Linked DNA regions of Homo sapiens: region 2 is linked to region 1. A link is a loop called in an ENCODE intact Hi-C map of the cell type or tissue named here. Cell type or tissue: PC-9. All regions are shown on one strand. Each heading gives the region's core, and the rest is flanking DNA. Links, peaks and the distances in the headings are about the cores only.

The links. A loop is a pair of places that touch in the nucleus more often than their neighbours do. Peaks named below come from ENCODE experiments on the same cell type or tissue, not always from the same donor. Only the 100,000 strongest peaks of a DNase experiment are listed, where the experiment ranks them.
Region 2: it touches region 1 in a loop (8-fold over the local background); 4 of 110 quality-filtered maps call a loop at or near these places.

The regions. Positions count from the first base shown.
Region 1 is chr3:108,658,050-108,666,920 of GRCh38, forward strand. It overlaps DZIP3 (DAZ interacting zinc finger protein 3), which reads left to right. Exons shown (of 33, transcript NM_014648.4): 20 at 3,828-3,923; 21 at 4,081-4,208. Among named protein-coding and RNA genes, the nearest start is that of DZIP3, 73 kb to the left of the region's middle. In PC-9, for the core only: CTCF peaks have their summits at 4,284 (motif pointing right) and 4,485; a DNase peak (open chromatin) is centred at 4,292.
Region 2 is chr3:108,876,327-108,885,197 of GRCh38, forward strand. No RefSeq gene overlaps it. Among named protein-coding and RNA genes, the nearest start is that of TRAT1, 58 kb to the left of the region's middle. In PC-9, for the core only: a CTCF peak has its summit at 3,808 (motif pointing left); no DNase peak of the experiment used is centred there.

The DNA.
Region 1 (8,871 bases), core at 722-8,721:
AACACCCCACTGTCAACATTAGACAGATCAATGAGACAGAAAGTTAACAAGGATATCCAGGAATTGAACTCAGCTCTGCACCAAGCGGACCTAATAGACATCTACAGAACTCTCCACCCCAAATCAACAGAATATACATTTTTCTCAGCACCACACCACACCTATTCCAAAATTGACCACATAGTTAGAAGTAAAGCACTCCTCAGCAAATGTAAAAGAACAGAAATTATAACAAACTGTCTCTCAGACCACAGTGCAATCAAAGTAGAACTCAAGATTAAGAAACTCACTCAAAACCGCTCAACTACATGGAAACTGAACAACCTGCTCCTGAATGACTACTGGGTACATAACGAAATGAAGGCAGAAATAAAGATGTTCTTTGAAACCAACGAGAACAAAGACACAACATACCAGAATCTCTGGGACACATTCAAAGCAGTGTGTAGAGGGAAATTTGTAGCACTAAATGCCCACAAGAGAAAGCAGGAAAGATCTAAAATTGACACCCTAACATCACAATTAAAAGAACTAGAGAAGCAAGAGCAAACACATTCAAAAGCTAGCAGAAGGCAAGAAATAACTAAGATCAGAGCAGAACTGAAGGGGATAGAGACACAAAAAACCCTTCAAAAAATCAATGAATCCAGGAGCTGGTTTTTTGAAAAGATCAACAAAATTGATAGACCGCTAGCAAGACTAATAAAGAAGAAAAGAGAGAAGAATCAAATAGACACAATAAAAAATGATAAAGGGGATATCACCACCAATCCCACAGAAATACAAACTACCATCAGAGAATACTATAAACACCTCTACGCAAATAAACTAGAAAATCTAGAAGAAATGGATAAATTCCTCGACATATACACCCTCCCAAGACTAAACCAGGAAGAAGTTGAATCTCTGAATAGACCAATAACAGGCTCTGAAATTGAGGCAATAATTAATAGCTTACCAACCAAAAAAAAGTCCAGGACCAGATGGATTCACAGCCGAATTCTACCAGAGGTACAAGGAGGAGCTGGTACCATTCCTTCCGAAACTATTCCAATCAATAGAAAAAGAGGGAATCCTCCCTAACTTGTTTTATGAGGCCAGCATCATCCTGATAGCAAAGCCGGGCAGAGACATAACAAAAAAAGAGAATTTTAGACCAATATCCCTGATGAACATCGATGCAAAAATCCTCAATAAAATACTGGCAAACTGAATCCAGCAGCACATCAAAAAGCTTATCCACCATGATCAAGTGGGCTTCATCACTGGGATGCAAGGCTGGTTCAACATACGCAAATCAATAAATCCAGCATATAAACAGAACCAAAGACAAAAACCACATGATATCTCAATAGATGCAGAAAAGGCCTTTGACAAAATTCAACAACGCCTTCATGCTAAAAACTCTCAATAAATTAGGTATTGATGGGATGTATCTCAAAATAGTAAGAGCTATCTATGACAAACCCACAGCCAATATCATACTGAATGGGCAAAAACTGGAAGCATTCCCTTTGAAAACTGGCACAAGACAGGGATGCCCTCTCTCACCACTCCTATTCAACATAGTGTTGGAAGTTCTGGCCAGGGCAATCAGGCAGGAGAAGGAAATAAAGGGTATTCAATTAGGAAAAGAGGAAGTCAAATTGTCCCTGTTTGCAGATGACATGATTGTATGTCTAGAAAACTCCATCATCTCAGCCCAAAATCTCCTTAAGCTGATAAGCAACTTCAGCAAAGTCTCAGGATATAAAATCAATGTGCAAAAATCACAAGCATTCTTATACACCAATAACAGACAAACAGAGAGCCAAATCATGAGTGAACTCCCATTCACAATTGCTTCAAAGAGAATAAAATACCTAGGAATCCAACTTACAAGGGATGTGAAGGACCTCTTCAAGGAGAACTACAAACCACTGCTCAACAAAATAAAAGAGGATACAAAGAAATGGAAGAACATTCCATGCTCATGGGTAGGAAGAATCAATATTGTGAAAATGGCCATACTGCCCAAGGTAATTTATAGATTCAATTCCATCCCCATCAAGCTACCAATGACTTTTTTCACAGAATTGGAAAAAACCACTTTAAAGTTCATATGGAACCAAAAAAGAGCCTGCATTGCGAAGTCAATCCTAAGGCACAAGAACAAAGCTGGAGGCATCACACTACCTGACTTCAAAGTATACTACAAGGCTACAGTAACGAAAACAGCATGGTACTGGTACCAAAACAGAGATATAGACCAATGGAACAGAACGGAGCCCTCAGAAATAATGCCACATATCTACAACTATCTGATCTTTGAAAAACCTGACAAAAACAGAAATTGGGAAAGGATTCCCTATTTAATAAATGGTGCTGGGAAAACTGGCTAGCCATATGTAGAAAGCTGAAACTGGATCCCTTCCTTACACCTTGTACAAAAACCAATTCAAGATGGATTAAAGACTTAAATGTTAGACCTAAAACCATAAAAACCCTAGAAGAAAACCTAGGCAATACCATTCAGGACATAGGCATGGGCAAGGACTTCATGTCTAAAACACCAAAAGCAATGGCAACAAAAGCCAAAATTGACAAATGGGATCTAATTAAACTAAAGAGCTTCTGCACAGCAAAAGAAACTACCATCAGAGTCAACAGGCAACCTACAGAATGGGAGAAAATTTTTGCAACCTACTCATCTGACAAAGGGCTAATATCCAGAATCTGCAATGAACTCAAACAAATTTACAAGAAAAAAACAACCCCATCAACAGGTGGGCAAAGGATATGAACAGACACTTCTCAAAAGAACACATATATGCAGCCAAAAGACAGATGAAAAAATACTCATCATCACTGGCCATCAGAGAAATGCAAATCAAAACCACAATGAGATACCATCTCACACCAGTTAGAATGGCAGTCATTAAAAAGTCAGGAAACAACAGGTGCTGGAGAGGATATGGAGAAATAGGAACACTTTTACACTGTTGGTGGGACTGTAAACTAGGTCAACCATTGTGGAAGTCCATGTGGCGATTCCTCAGGGATCTAGAACTAGAGATACCATTTGACCCAGCCATCCCATTACTGGGTATATACCCAAAGGATTATAAATCATGCTGCTATAAAGATACATGCACACGTATGTTTATTGCAGCACTATTCACAATAGCAAAGACTTGGAACCAACCCAAATGTCCAACAATGATAGACTGGATTAAGGAAATGTGGCACATATACACCACGGAATACTATGCAGCCATAAAAAATGATGAGTTCATGTCCTTTTTAGGGACATGGAAGAAGCTGGAAACCATCATTCTCAGCAAACTATCGCAAGGACAAAAAACGAAACACCACATGTTCTCACTCATAGGTGGGAATTGAACAATGAGAACACATGGACACAGGAAGGGGAACATCACACATCGGGGCCTGTTGTGAGGTGGAGGGAGGGGGAAGAGATAGCATTATGAGATATACCTAATGTTAAATGACGAGTTAATGGGTGCAGCACACCAACATGGCACATGTATACATATGTAACAAACCTGCACATTGTGCACATGTACCCTAAAACTTAAAGTATAATAATTAAAAAAAAAGAAATGGTAAGCATGCCGGTAGTGGTATCCAGCAGCAGCAGCAACAGGCAAGTAACTGGTACTGTTTATTAAATGCTGTAATTGAGGGGAGGTGGGTTTATCTAAATTGAGTGTTTGACTTGAGACAAAAAACGTGAAAGGAGTTAGATGGCAACTTTAAATCCCTTTCAAATAACTAAAATTTTTTTTTGAGGAAAATAATACATGCATATTTCCTGTGCTCAATAGGGCTCAGCTGGCAAAGTAACTACAGACTATGGAGAAACTGAAAAGGAAAGGCTTGCTCGTCAAAGGCAGCTTTATAAATTGCACTATCAGTGTGAAGTAAGTATTTTTGCCATTAGATCTGATGGAAGTGAGAAGTATTTCAAATATTAAACTTACTGGTGCTTTCTGTTTGAAAAGAACTTAGTTTGCTTTTTTCTTTCAATTTCTGGTGACTTGAACATAATTATCTGAAATAATATTTTTTATTGATCAGGATTTCAAAAGACAGTTGAGAACAGTGACTTTTCGGTGGCAAGAAAACCAAATGCAGATTAAAAAGAAAGACAAAATTATCGCATCTCTTAATCAACAAGTTGCTTTTGGAATCAATAAGGTTTCCAAGTAAGTGTAAATCTTTTGATAAAGGGAAATTCTGCGCCGTAATAAACAGTATCTTTAATAGTTAATCTCTGCATAACCACTAGGTGGCACTGTGACTACACATTAGGAACCTCAACCACACGACTGCACTTGTTTAAAAACCAACCATATTTTTGTCTTGCCAACTGGATTGAGAAATAAGCAGCTGCTCACACTATATATCAAGCTTTTCATGTATTGGCTGAACAAGTGTGAAAAGAATAGAATTACATGAGAAAGATAATTAACTTTCAGGTCATGACTCTAATTTGTAAAAATGTGACCAATGATTGGCTGTTTCTATATAGTATATGAGTACATTCCTTAAAGACACCAAGGAATCAGTTGAGTGTATTTTTATGTTGGTCTTTCATTTGTGTTCTAAGCCTGCGAGATTGAAAACAAATCTTTTTGTTTGTTTGTTTGACTGGGAGAGACTCTTTCCCCCCTTACCCCAATCTCTTTTCTCCTAAACCTGAAGTATTAAATGCCTTCAGACCAAAAATTCTGACTGACTTAGGGAAAAATTAGTAACCTGCTTTGTTCTTTTTGTACTAATCACTGCTTCCAACCTGTATTTGTTTAAATAGTAGCATAGTTTGTAGCACATTATTTTAATAAACAGTAATACCATAAGACACCAGCCATCCAAGAAGTCTAGTTTAAAATCCATTGCAGTTTCTAGAATGCTGATAGGGAGAATAGAAAAGTGCTTCGAATGTCTTTGAATGGGGAGTCCAAGATATTTCTTATAAATTGGGGAAATATTTGCCAGAGATTTAGGTCTTAATTTTTCTCTCATATATTGTATCTACTACATGAAGGGGTTATCAGGAAGAACTAGGTGCCATAGTTCTGACAACATAATTTCACTTACAAACATTGTCAGACTTACCCTGACTAGAGTTAGAGAGATCCTTCAAGTTCAGAAGGCTGTGAGGACTTAAGAAAACTTAGACAAACGAAGCTGGCTGCAATCACTTAAGAAACTTTACTTTAGGCCGGATGCGGTGGCTCATGCCTGTAATCCCAGCACTTTGGGAGGCTGAGGCGGGTGGATCACTTGAGGTTGGGAGTTCGAAACCAGCCTGACCAACATGGAAAAACCCCATCTCTACTAAAAATACAAAATTAGCCAGGCATGGTGGCGCATGCCTGTAGTCCCAGCTACTCGGGAGGCTGAGGCAGGAGAATCGCTTGAACCCAGGAGGCGGAGGTTGCAGTGAGCCGAGATCGTGCCGTTGCACTCCAGTCTGGGGAACAAGAGCAAAAGTCTGTCTCAAAAAAAAAAAAAAAAGAAACTGTACTTCAGCATTCAAAACTTCATCTTTTAGCCTAAAGGGGATGACCAGTCCAGAAATATGTCATATAATATCAAAGATTAGAAAAGCATTGCCATCAATGCAGATGAGCTACCTCTCTTCCATCTGAAGATATCCCTCCGCAACTCTTTACCGCTGACCCATGCACTCTTACATGCTTCAGGCTATAAGCAGTCCACTTTTGCTGATGCATATGTCTTCACAAAATGAACATTTCGTGTTGGGCATTCACCAAACATTTATCAAGGGCCTACTATATTAGAAAACTTATGGAAGGCACATGTAGAAGATACCAAGATGTGTGAGACATTCATTATGATCTAATGGAGAGTGTAGATTAACATGTAAGGATAAAATTACATAAAACAGAGACTTCCAGGTCCACCAAAATGTATAGTCCTATTCCTCACAGCTGTTTCTTCTTGAAACTTAAGCACCCTGGATATAGCACAACAGACAAGCATAGGAACACTCTAGAAGACGGAATAAGAAAGCATGCTGTCTAAAGACATTGAGACTTGAGGAATGAGCTGGCAGTAAGTTTTCTCCTTTGCCTCCCATATATCTCGGGACACTGCAGAAGCCTTCAACCTGGAATTGCTAATAAGCACAGGGGGAGAAAAGCCTGTCCCTTCTAGCCAAAGGATCAGTAAAAGGAAATTATAACAATAGAAAGGCTTTTTGACAATACCCACCGTACTGCAGCCACACACCAGTGGCCCCACACCACCCCTTGGAAGTAGGCAGTACATGCTGATTCTCCTACCTAACATAAGTAAGTAGCAGCAATCTTATTTTCCTGCTGGGGTAGTGTTGGCAGTAGTAAGCAAGCAGCTGACTTCCAAGTTCCACTGGGGAGAAGGAGACAGTGCTTTAATTCCTCTGCCAGGATGTGTCAGTGTGGTCCAGCTGAAAGCTGAACCTCTGCTGCTACCCAGCACCAATGTTACTTAAGCCAGTCTGAGACAAAACTAGTCAATACTAGGCTTCATCCTTACTCCCTCTCACTAGGAATTAAGTCTTCACCCATGGGGCTAGTTGGTATTCCCTTTTCCCCCCTTCCCTCAGCTGGTGCCAGAAGGGCACAACAGGGAGCTGAACTTCTGCCTCCACCCTGCAGCAACAAAGTATTGTCAGTCCTTTGCTTTCTCCTTTCCTAATGTCAGCAGGGCCCAGCAAGGAGCTGATCTTATATTCCACTTGGAGGCAAAAAGGCAGTGTGAGCTGGTGCTCCACTTTCATGGGAAGGTGTCAGTTGGACTGGGAGGGGAGCTGAACTTGTACATCTCTCGTCTGCACTGAGGCAGTGTGAGTCAGTGCCCACTTTTCCTGGGGTGCTTTTGGTAGAGCTCAGTGCAAAGCCATGCATACACACCTCCTTGGCTTTTACATTATGCCTCAACAGGAGACTGCCTGCTAAAAATAGGAAGATTAAATAGAACCCAGAGTCTCATAATATTCAAAATATCTAGGCTACATTAGAAAACACAGATCATACCAAGAACCAGGAAATTCAGACAAGAAAGGCAAAAGACCAACAAATGACAATATTAATATTATTCAGATATTGGAATTATCTGACAAAGATTTTAAAGCAACCATCATAAAAATGCTTCAACAAAATTGAATAATCTTGAGACAAATGAAAACCTAGAATATCTCAGTAAGGAAATAAGTTATAATAAAGAATGAAAATTATATACTAGAAAATACAGTGATTGAAATTAAAACTTGCTGGATATAATCACTAGTAAAGTGGAGATGACAGAGGATTGAATCAGTGAACTTGGGGACAGATGAATAGAATGAACTCAATCTGAAGAACAAAGAGAAAATAGACTGGGAGAAAAAAATTAAAAAGAGTCTAAAGGACCTTTGAGCCAATAACAAAAGAGCTAAAGTACTTGTCACTGGAATTTCAAAAAGAGAGCAGAATGAGAGAGAGACTGAAAAAGTATTCAAAGAAATACTGAAATTTCCCCAAATTTGATGAAATGTATAAATTTACAAATTCAGAAACTAAGTGAACCCCGAATAGCAAAAACTCAAATCCATGCTAAGACACATCATAACTTAACTTCTGAAAACAAAAGACAAAGAAAAGGCTTGAAAACAGGCAGAGAAAAACATTACTTATGAGAACAGTAATTTGAATGACAACAGATTTTTCGTTTGAAACCATGAAGGCCAGAATGAAGTGGCAGTTTATTCAATTACCGAAAGAAAAGAGCAGAACCATGAATCCTGTATTTAGCAAAAAATATTCTGTAGGAATAGAAGGAAATAAAGACAGTCTCAGACAATGGAAAATTATAAGAATTTATTGCTAGCAAATTCATATATCTTACCGTTAAAGTATGGCTATAGGAAGGTCTCTAAACTTTAAAAATATATATATAGTAGAAGCTTGAGACTTCAGAAAGGAAAGAAGACCATCAGAATGAGTAAAGAGTAAGATAAATAATAAGAAGTTGTCCTAATTAATTTCTTAAATCATATTTGATGGTTGAAGCAAAAATTTTAACACTATCTCGTGGAATTCAATGTATGTAGAAGAAACACCAGTATATTTGAAAAGTGAGGAGGGTAAAGGCACCTAAATGAGAATAAAGCTAGGGATATATCATGCAGATGTTTATTAAAAAAAAGTAAGAATGGCTATATTAAAATCAGATTAAATGGACTTCAGAAGAAAGAAGACTGTTGGACACAAAGAGGGACATTACATAATGATGAAAGGATCAATCCACAAGAACCTCAAGGTATATGTACCAAAAACAGCCTCAAAACACATGAAGTAAAACCTGATAGAGCTGAAAGGAGAAATGGAAAAGTTTACCATTATAATTGAACACTTCAAACTCCACTCTCAATTTATAGTACTACTAAACAGAAAATCAGCAAGGATATAGAAGACCTCAATAACCACCATCAACCAGCAGGACCTAACTGATATTTATAGAACACCCCACCCGACAACAGTAGAATACACATGCTTTCAAGTGACCACAGGATGTATCTACCAAGATAGACAATAACCTGGGCCATAAAACAAACCTCAACAACAAATTTAAGAGTTGAAATCATACAAAGCATGTTCTCAGGTCACAATGGAGTCAAATTAAACATCAGTAACGGAGAGATACCAAGAAACCTCCAAAGGCCTGGAAACTATGCAACCCATGTCTAAATAATCCATGGGTCAAAGAAGAGCTCTCAAGAGAAAATACATTGAATTTACATGAAAATACAATATGTCAAAATTTGTGCCACATAGCTGAGGCAGTGCTGAGATTATAACACTAAATACACACATTAGAAAA
Region 2 (8,871 bases), core at 135-8,134, 220 kb after region 1:
TATAGCCCTAAAGTGTTATTAGGGCCAGAGGGAAGGGGGAAAGGGCAACTTTCCCTCTTAAGACTTTTGTTTAATGATTGCACCAGATTCACTATGGCTCAAATGGCTGACACTAAGTACACTAAATATTAAGAAAGCAATATCACAAAATTGACTTTTTAAGTGTTGACATTGTGTCCTGATTATTTTACTTGGCTGCTGTTTGTCAATGTTAGCTGCACTAAAATGATACAAATTTCTGTCTTGAAAATTTTATTGTCCTCATTTTCTACCCATGATAATTAAAGAAGTAAAGATAATTGGGCAAATGAAGATGAAAAAAGCATGGTAATCACTTGTCATTCTATTCTAATCAGCAGATAATTCATCTAATTTAGACACATTACTATTTAATCTACCACCTTTCAATTTGGGTAATGTTGCACTCTAATCAGGAGAATTAAAAGCTTATTCAATTATAAAGGGATGTTCCATAAGGTGGAAAAACAGGAAGATCTTAGTTATTTCTATGTGCATTTTGCTTAATAGCATTACTTATGTCACCAGTGAAAGGCAAACTCTTCAGCTCTACTTTTGGAGGGCTTCAATGAAAAGTAAATAAAAGCTTGCTTAATCAATACCTCATGTTCAATAGGAAAAAAGAAACGATTCTAAAGAAAAGTGAAAACAAAAGGCTCTACTGAAATTTCAAATTGGTCTCATTTCTCCAAAATTAAATATACTCATATGAAATCATTCCACTGGTTCTTTCAGATTTAGTAATTTTATCACACTTCATTCATAATAGCCTTTTCCTTTCATCTGTAGATACAAGAGAAAAAAGCCCACCAAACAACATAATGACAAACAGCTGTTGGATATGATAGACATTTCCTAGGGAAAAATATGCTTAATATTATTTTTTCATGTTTTGTAAGTTGCTTGTCATGGAACAGTTTGTTTATAATGTATTTGTCATTTTACATAAAAAATGGGAGATTATGCAATGAGTCTAATTACATTCATTCTGCATGTTAAAAGCAGTTTTTCCCTGAGTATGGCTAGGAAAAGAATTCCTACCAAAAATTCAAAGTTTACACCAGTTCTGCACTGCTGTCTCTTACCTGTCATGCTGGGCAGCAGCAGTTGATTCTGACATTTTTGTTTTTGTATATTTCCAAGAGATCTCAGAAAAGCACTGTAGTGGAGCCATAATATCTGAGACACAGAATTCTCCCTATACCCCAAGAACTCTCAAGGGTCTTGTGGGGTCCCACTAGGATAGGCTTCAAAGAAAAGGGCTTTGTCACTTTTCTGACAAAACATTAAACGCAAGAGGAAAGCCCTTCTACTTGTTCTATACTAAAATTCAATTTCATTTCAAAAATAAAAGTTGAGTTAAACTATTTGCTACTTGTTGAATAGATTCTTAAGTTTTTCAAGGAGCTAAATCTTTTCCTAGCCAGAATGTCTAAAAAGTCAGGGGTCATTTTTGGTAAATGTTTAGCTATGATTATGTTTTTGTTTTCTAAGATGCTGGCTGAGTAGCTTGGATACAGATGTAACCGTTAATAGAAGGATTTGAGGATTTTATTTTTAAATCTAAAATTTTACAAATCTACAGAGTTGTCTGAGTTGTCTAAGAACATTAGAAAAGAATTGATTCATTCTTGGGCCTCTGCTTTGTCCTCTTGCTGTTGCTGAGAGAACTGCCCTAGGCAATTTATCAAGCAGAGGTACCCATTTACTATACCACACGACCCAAGACTGAGCCAAGGGATTCCATGGCCACTGACCTACAATGTGATGTTATAGGAGCTTTGTCAATTCACTGGATGAGTCAGATTCTTTTTTTTTTAAATCTAGAGATTATTGAGAAAACCACATAGTTGGTAGTAGGTTTGGACTGAGAAAGGCAGAGGGAAGCAGAGGGATAAAGAATACCTAAGAAATACAGTAGAATATTAAGACAGGGATCCATGTATAAATGCTTCCAAAGGAACATGTAATAGAGTTCATCTTTTGTCATCATCACAGCTGCTGTCACTCAGACCACCAGAGCTATTGCTGCATCATGAAAAATTTCTACCTCAACGAAGCTTGGAAGGTCATTTATTCATTCAGCAGATATTTATTGAGCACTTCCTATATGTCAGGCACTGTTTTTAATGTGGACAACACAGCAATAAAATAGACAATACATCATACCCTGCATGGGTTTATATTTTAATGGAGAGAGGCGAAAAGTAAAGAAACTAAAATAGTAAAATGCATGGGAGAGAGGAGAAAAGTAAACAAACTAAAATAGTAAAGTGCATGGTATATTAGAAGAGGAAATTGCTACGGAGAATATAAAGCAAGAAGAGGAACATGGAGGGTAGAGAAAGTGACAGATGGTTGCAGCGTTAACCAAGATGGTAAGGAAAGGCCTGGGAAGGTTATACATTTGAACAAAGATCTGCAAGAAGTGAAGGAGCTATCCACGAGGATACATATGGGGCAAGAGTGTTGCAGACAAAGGAAAGAACTAATGCAAAGATCCTGAGGTGGGGATAAGCCCCACATGTGAGAGGAACACCATGGTTGCATCAGATTGAGTGAGGGGCAGAATAGGAGGAAGTGAGGTCAAAAGGGTGGGTGCAGAATTTGTAGGGCCTTGTAAGCCATTGTACAGATTTCTGCTTTTACCCTGAGGGTGGTTGGGGAACACGTGGGAAAATTTTCAGCAGTGATCAGACTCATGTTTTAATAGGATCCCTATGGATTCTGTAATAAATATAGAAAGTAGCGGGTAGGGGCAAGCAGTCATGAGATCATTCCAATAATTCAGATGAGAGACGGTCGTGGTTTGGACCACAGTAGAGACTGTGATGAAGGTGAATAGTGTTTGGATTCTGGGCATATATTTTGGGTATGTCCATGTTCCTTTGCGAATTATGTAGATTCTTATTTACTGAACTCAAGAAGAGACTACATGTGGAATAAAAATGCATTAATCAGAAAAATTAATTGACTGGCTTCTGCTTCTGGAAGGATTGAGTAGAAGTACTTATCCCTATTCCCTCTGTTAAATACAAGTAAAACTCCGGACGTTATACATAAGAAAACTCTGGACATTATATGGAGAGAAGCAGCCAACCAGCTAGGGCCCTAGAGACTCAGAAAACAACAAAGCAGTGAGTTCCCCGGTTTCCCTTTCTGTATCATATATTCCTTACTGGGAACTGAAGAAGCCAGAGACCTGAAAATGCCAATGAGCACGGACAAAAAGGCCTTCTCTCTCTAAAAGGACCAGGATAGGGAAGCCTAGCAAGACAGAAAACTTTTAGCTATAACCTCTCTATTCCATTCAAACAGCATGAAGAAAACTGTGGCCTCCCTCCCACCCATGCAGACAAACTCACTGTGGGAAGTTACACTTCCTCACTCAATAAACTGCAATGAGGCATTCCAAAATTCCCACCGGGGCAGTGTTAACAAAGTCCAAGTAGCGAGGCAGGATTTTCATCCCAAAACCACCCATCCTGATAACAAGGCCCCACCGTTTATCCCATGGTGGTATCTGCAGAGATCACTGGAGGACCCTGGACTTCTTACCCAGCTGTAATGAGGCACTCTTCCTCTCACCACATGGGGAAGAAGATGTCAGAAGAAACTTAGTGGAGAGTCACGACACTCAGTTTCACCAGCAGCAATGAGACCACCCCACGCTAGTGTCAGTGGAGACCCCATCAGCAGCAGAAACTCTCCCCCAATCTAGCAGTAACAAGGACTTCCCACCTGTCCTCAGGAGGCTGGGTAGGGAACCTAGACTTCTGCTTCCACCTAGCGGTAACAAGGCAGTGCCCCTCTACACTTGTCAGAGCTCTTAGAAAAACCAGTTAAAATAGTCTAAATATGATTGAGTCTCCTTAACATAAGACAAAAATGTCCAGGTTTCAATTTTTAAAAATACTATCAGCCAGGCGCGTGGCTCACGCCTGAAATCCCAGCACTTCGGGAGGTCGAGGCGGGCGGATCACGAGGTCAGGAGATCGAGACCATCCTGGCTAACACGGTGAAACCCCGTCTCTACTAAAAATACAAAAAATTAGCCGGGCGCGGCGGCGGACCTGTAGTCCCAGCTACTCGGGAGGCTGAGGCAGGAGAATGGTGTGAACCCGGGAGGCAGAGCTTGCAGTGAGCCCAGATAGCGCCACTGCACTCCGGCCTGGGCGAAAGAGCAAGACTCGGTCTCAAAAAAAAAAAAAAAAAAAAAAAAAACCATCACATCATAGTAATACTAAGAACCAGGATGATTTCAACTGAATGGCAAAAGACAATCAATGAATGCTAACACCAAGAGAACCAAGATGCAACAATGATCTGAAAGAGATTTTAAAGCAGCCATAACAAAAATACATAGATGAGCAATTATGAACATGCTTGAGATGAATGATGAACTAGAAAGCCTCAGCAAGGAAATAAAAGATATGAAGAAGAACCAAAGGGAAATTTTAGAACAACCACCAAAATGAACACCTCAGTGGATGGGCTCAAGAGCAGAATGGAGAGGACAGGAGAATCAGTGAACTGGGAGACTGAGCAATGAAAGTTACCCAGTGTGAACAAAAGAGAGGAAAGTAGACTGAACGAATAAACAGAGCCTTGGAAATATGTGGGATTATAACAGATCTAATATGTATGTCATTGGTGTTTCCAAAAGAGAGGAGAAAAAGAATGGGACTGAAATGGTATTCAAAGAAATCATAGCTAGAAATTCCCCAGATTCAGCAAGAGACATAAACCTGCACATTAAAAGAAACTGACTGGCGGGGGGCGGTGGTTCATGCCTGTAATCCCAGCACTTTGGGAGGCTGAGGTGGGCGGATCACGAGGTCAGGAGATTGAGACCATCCTGGCTAACATGGTGAAACCCCGTCTCTACTAAAAATACAGAAATAGCCGGGCGTGGTGGCGGGTGCCTGTAGTCCCAGCTACTCGGGAGGCTGAGGCAGGAGAATGGCGTGAACCCGGGAGACGGAGCTTGCAGTGAGCCGAGATCACGCCACTGCACTCCAGCCTGGGCGACAGAGCGAGACTCCGTCTCAAAAAAAAAAAAAAAAAGGAAGCTGACTGAACCAAAAGCAGGATAAACCCAAAGACATTCATAGCTTGAATGGGTATTGAATTTTGTCAAATGCCTTCTCTGCATCAATTGATATGATCATGTGATTTTTCCTCTTTGATCTTTTAATATGATTGATTTTCAAATATTAGACCTAACTTCCATCCCTGGAATAAACTACACTTGCTGGTGGTGTATAATTCTCATAATATATTGCTGAATTTGATTTGCTAATATATTGCTGAGGTTTCACATCTGTATTCATGAGGGAAACCAAAATCTCTGAAAGATTTTTTTAAAGATATAAATAAATTTATTCTAAAATTTATGTGGACAGGCAAGGCAACTAGATATAGCTAAAACAATTTTGAAAAAGAGAAATAAAGTGAAAGTAATCAGTCTACCCAATTTCAATACTTATTATATAGCTAAGATAATCAAGATTGTGTGGTATTGTCAGAAGAACAGACACATACATATCAATGGAACAGAATAGAGAACTCAGAAACAGACTCACAAGAAATATGCCCAGCTGATTCATCACAAAGTTGCTAATGTATTTCAATAAAGAAAAGAGCCTTTACAACTAAAGATGCTGGAGCAATTGGACATCCACAGATGAAAAAATAAGCATTAATCTAAGACCTATATCTTATATAAAAATTAACTCAACGTAGATTACAGACATAAATGTAAAATGCAAAACTATAAAATGGAAAAAAAAAACATTGGGCTCTAGCACTAGTCAAAGACTTCTTAGACTTCACATCAAAATCACTACCTATAAAAGAAAAAAATGGAAAAATTGTTATCAAATTTAAAACTTTAGTCTGTGAAAGACCCAGACCCTGTTAAGAGGATGAAAAGATAAACTACAGATGGAAAGAAAATATTTGCAAAACACGTATCTGACAAAAGACTAGTATCTAAAAATATATAATGAACCCTCAAAATTCAACAGTTAAAAAAATTCCATTGGAAAATGGGCAAAAGACATGAACAGATATTTCACTAAACAGGTTATACAGATTGCAAATAAGTACATTGAACGGTGTTCAACGTCATTAGACATTAGGAAAACACAATTAAAAACCACAAAGAGAGGCAGGTGCAATAGTGCATGGCTGTAGTCTCAGCTACTCAGGAGGCTGACACAGGAGGATCCCTTGAGCTCAGGAGTTGAAGACCAGCCTGGGCAAGATAGTGAGACATCATCTCCAAAAAATAAAAAAAATTTAAAAAAAAACTACAAAGAGTTATCACTATATAGCTATAAGAATGGCTAAAATAAAAAATAGTGACAACACCAAATGCTAGTGGAGATGTAGAGAAACTGAATCATTCACACTGTACTGGTGGGAATGTAAAATGGTACAGTCTCTTTGGAAAATAGTAAGGCAATTTGTTGAAAAAGGAAGCATGCAATTACCATATAACCCAGCAATTTCTTCTGAGCATTTATCTCACACCTATACCTGAATTTTTATAGCAGCATTGTTCATAGTCACCCCAAACCAGAAACAACCCATATGTCCTTCACTGGTGACTAGTTAAGCAAACTATGGTATACTCATATCATGGAATACTAACTCAGCAATAGAAAGGAACTGACTAATGATACATGCAACATGAATTAATCTCCAGAGAATTATGCTGGGTTTTAAAAGCAAGTTCCAAAAGGTTACATATTGTATAATTCTATTTATATATCATTCTTTAAATGACAAAATTATAGAAATGGAGAACAGTTAGGCCGGGCGCTGTGACTCACACCTATAATCCCAGCACCTTGGGAGGCCAAGGCAGATGGATCACGATGTCAGGAGATCGAGACCATCCTGGCCAACATGGTGAAACCTCATCTCTACTAAAAATACAAAAATTAGCTGGGCATAGTGGCACGTGCCTGTAATCCCAGCTACACAGGAGGCTGAGCAGGAGAATCGCTTGACCAGGGAATTGGAGGTTGTAGTGAGCCAAGATTGTGCCACTGCACTCTAGTCTGGGCAACAGAGTGAGACTCCGTCTCAAAATAAAAAAAAAGAAAAAGAAAAAGAAAAGAAAAGAAATGGAGAACAGTTTAGTGGTCATCAGGTGTTGAGGAGGTGGAGGCAGGAAGGAAGTGGGTGGGATTATAAAAGGGCAACATGAGATCCTTGTGGTGATGGAAATATTCTGTAGCTTGACTGTGTCAATGTCAATGTAATATAGTACCTATTGTGATATTTTACTGTGGTTTTGATAGCTGTCACCATTAGAGGAAATGAGTGAAAGATCTCTGTATATTTCTTATAATTACATGTTAATCTATAATTATCACAAAATAAAAAGTTTAATTTTTAAAAAAAGCAAATACATGAAAATCAGTATGGAAAAATAAACAAAGTGGTGCTAACCAATCTGAGTCCAAGATTGAAGTTGTGCTATTACCAACATTGGCAAGTAATTATAATTAATTTAAAATCGAATTAAATATTTTTTCTTTCAAAAATATTTGTTTTCTTCCAGGTAATGAAAAACCTACATAATCCTTCCCCCTTGTGCTTTTGCACCAATTCAACAACAACGCCTTTGCAAAAACAAGGAAAGGCACTGAAATGTACCCTTTCCAAGATCTCAAACATATTCTGAAAGTGGCCAGATAATGTCCTTCATGTTCACTGAATTAATAACTGAACTAACATTGTTTGTAAAACCTTGAGCTGAATTGGTCTGGCCCTTTCCTAGTGCTTGTTCAGAGTTGCAATTTTATACTCATAATGTAATTTACTTGATTAACAACTCCTCTGGCTTGTAAACTCCAAAAGGACATGGTCCATGCCTGGCTTTATTAACTTTGTCTCCATATGGTCTATCCCAGAGTCCGGTGCATATAAGTCTACCATATACAATAGATGCTTGATGAATTGAAGAATGCATTAATAAATGACTCTTTCTGTCTCTGCTCACTTCATCATTACCACTGCCCTAGCAGGAAAGAGCCTCATAGACTTATCTTTCAGCCTAGGGAATGCACTAGGCAGTTAGCTCATTGGGACCTATGGTTAGATTGATCTCGAAGCATCTTTCCCACTCCATTTTTGTTTATAAGGTTAAGGGATATTCAGCTGTACCTAGGGTTGTAGCTGCTGCTGCTTCTACTTCTCCTATTTCTATTAGAAGTGATTTTTCTAAAATGAAAGAAAAAGAATACTTGGTATCCACTCAATTGGAAACAATGCAATTGTAGAAAATAACTTTGCACTCTAGTTCATATAACCTGGATTTAGTTAGGGACTTCCTTTTCTTTGAGCTACACGGCCATTAGTTGGATTTTCCTTATAATTTTTTCTAGTGAGCCCAATAAGTCACAGAGAAAAATACAACTGATCGTCTACCATCGTACCTGCATTTTAATGTTCTAGGATCCAAAACAAGTAACACATTCTATTTTTCTCATTTAATATGACCTTAGGATTTTAAGTTGTTATTCGATCACTATACAGGTATGCTAGCTGTGACCACACTAGCTTTGTTGAAATGTATTTTTGCCTAAAGGATGAAGTTGAAAATACTAAACAATTTTCAAAACAGAAAGTAAGCAGAGAGTAGATGTTTTAACGGACGATCTTGCCCTAAAGATAAAATATGCATTTACTAACTTAGAACTGAAGGCAGTGTAGAAAGCTATATATTTTTATTTGTATAGTCACCAATTATTTTACAAAGAGAGATCATTGAACTATTTGTAATATGTTAATTACGTTGGACATTCACTGCTAATGCACAAATTTTACATTTTTTTT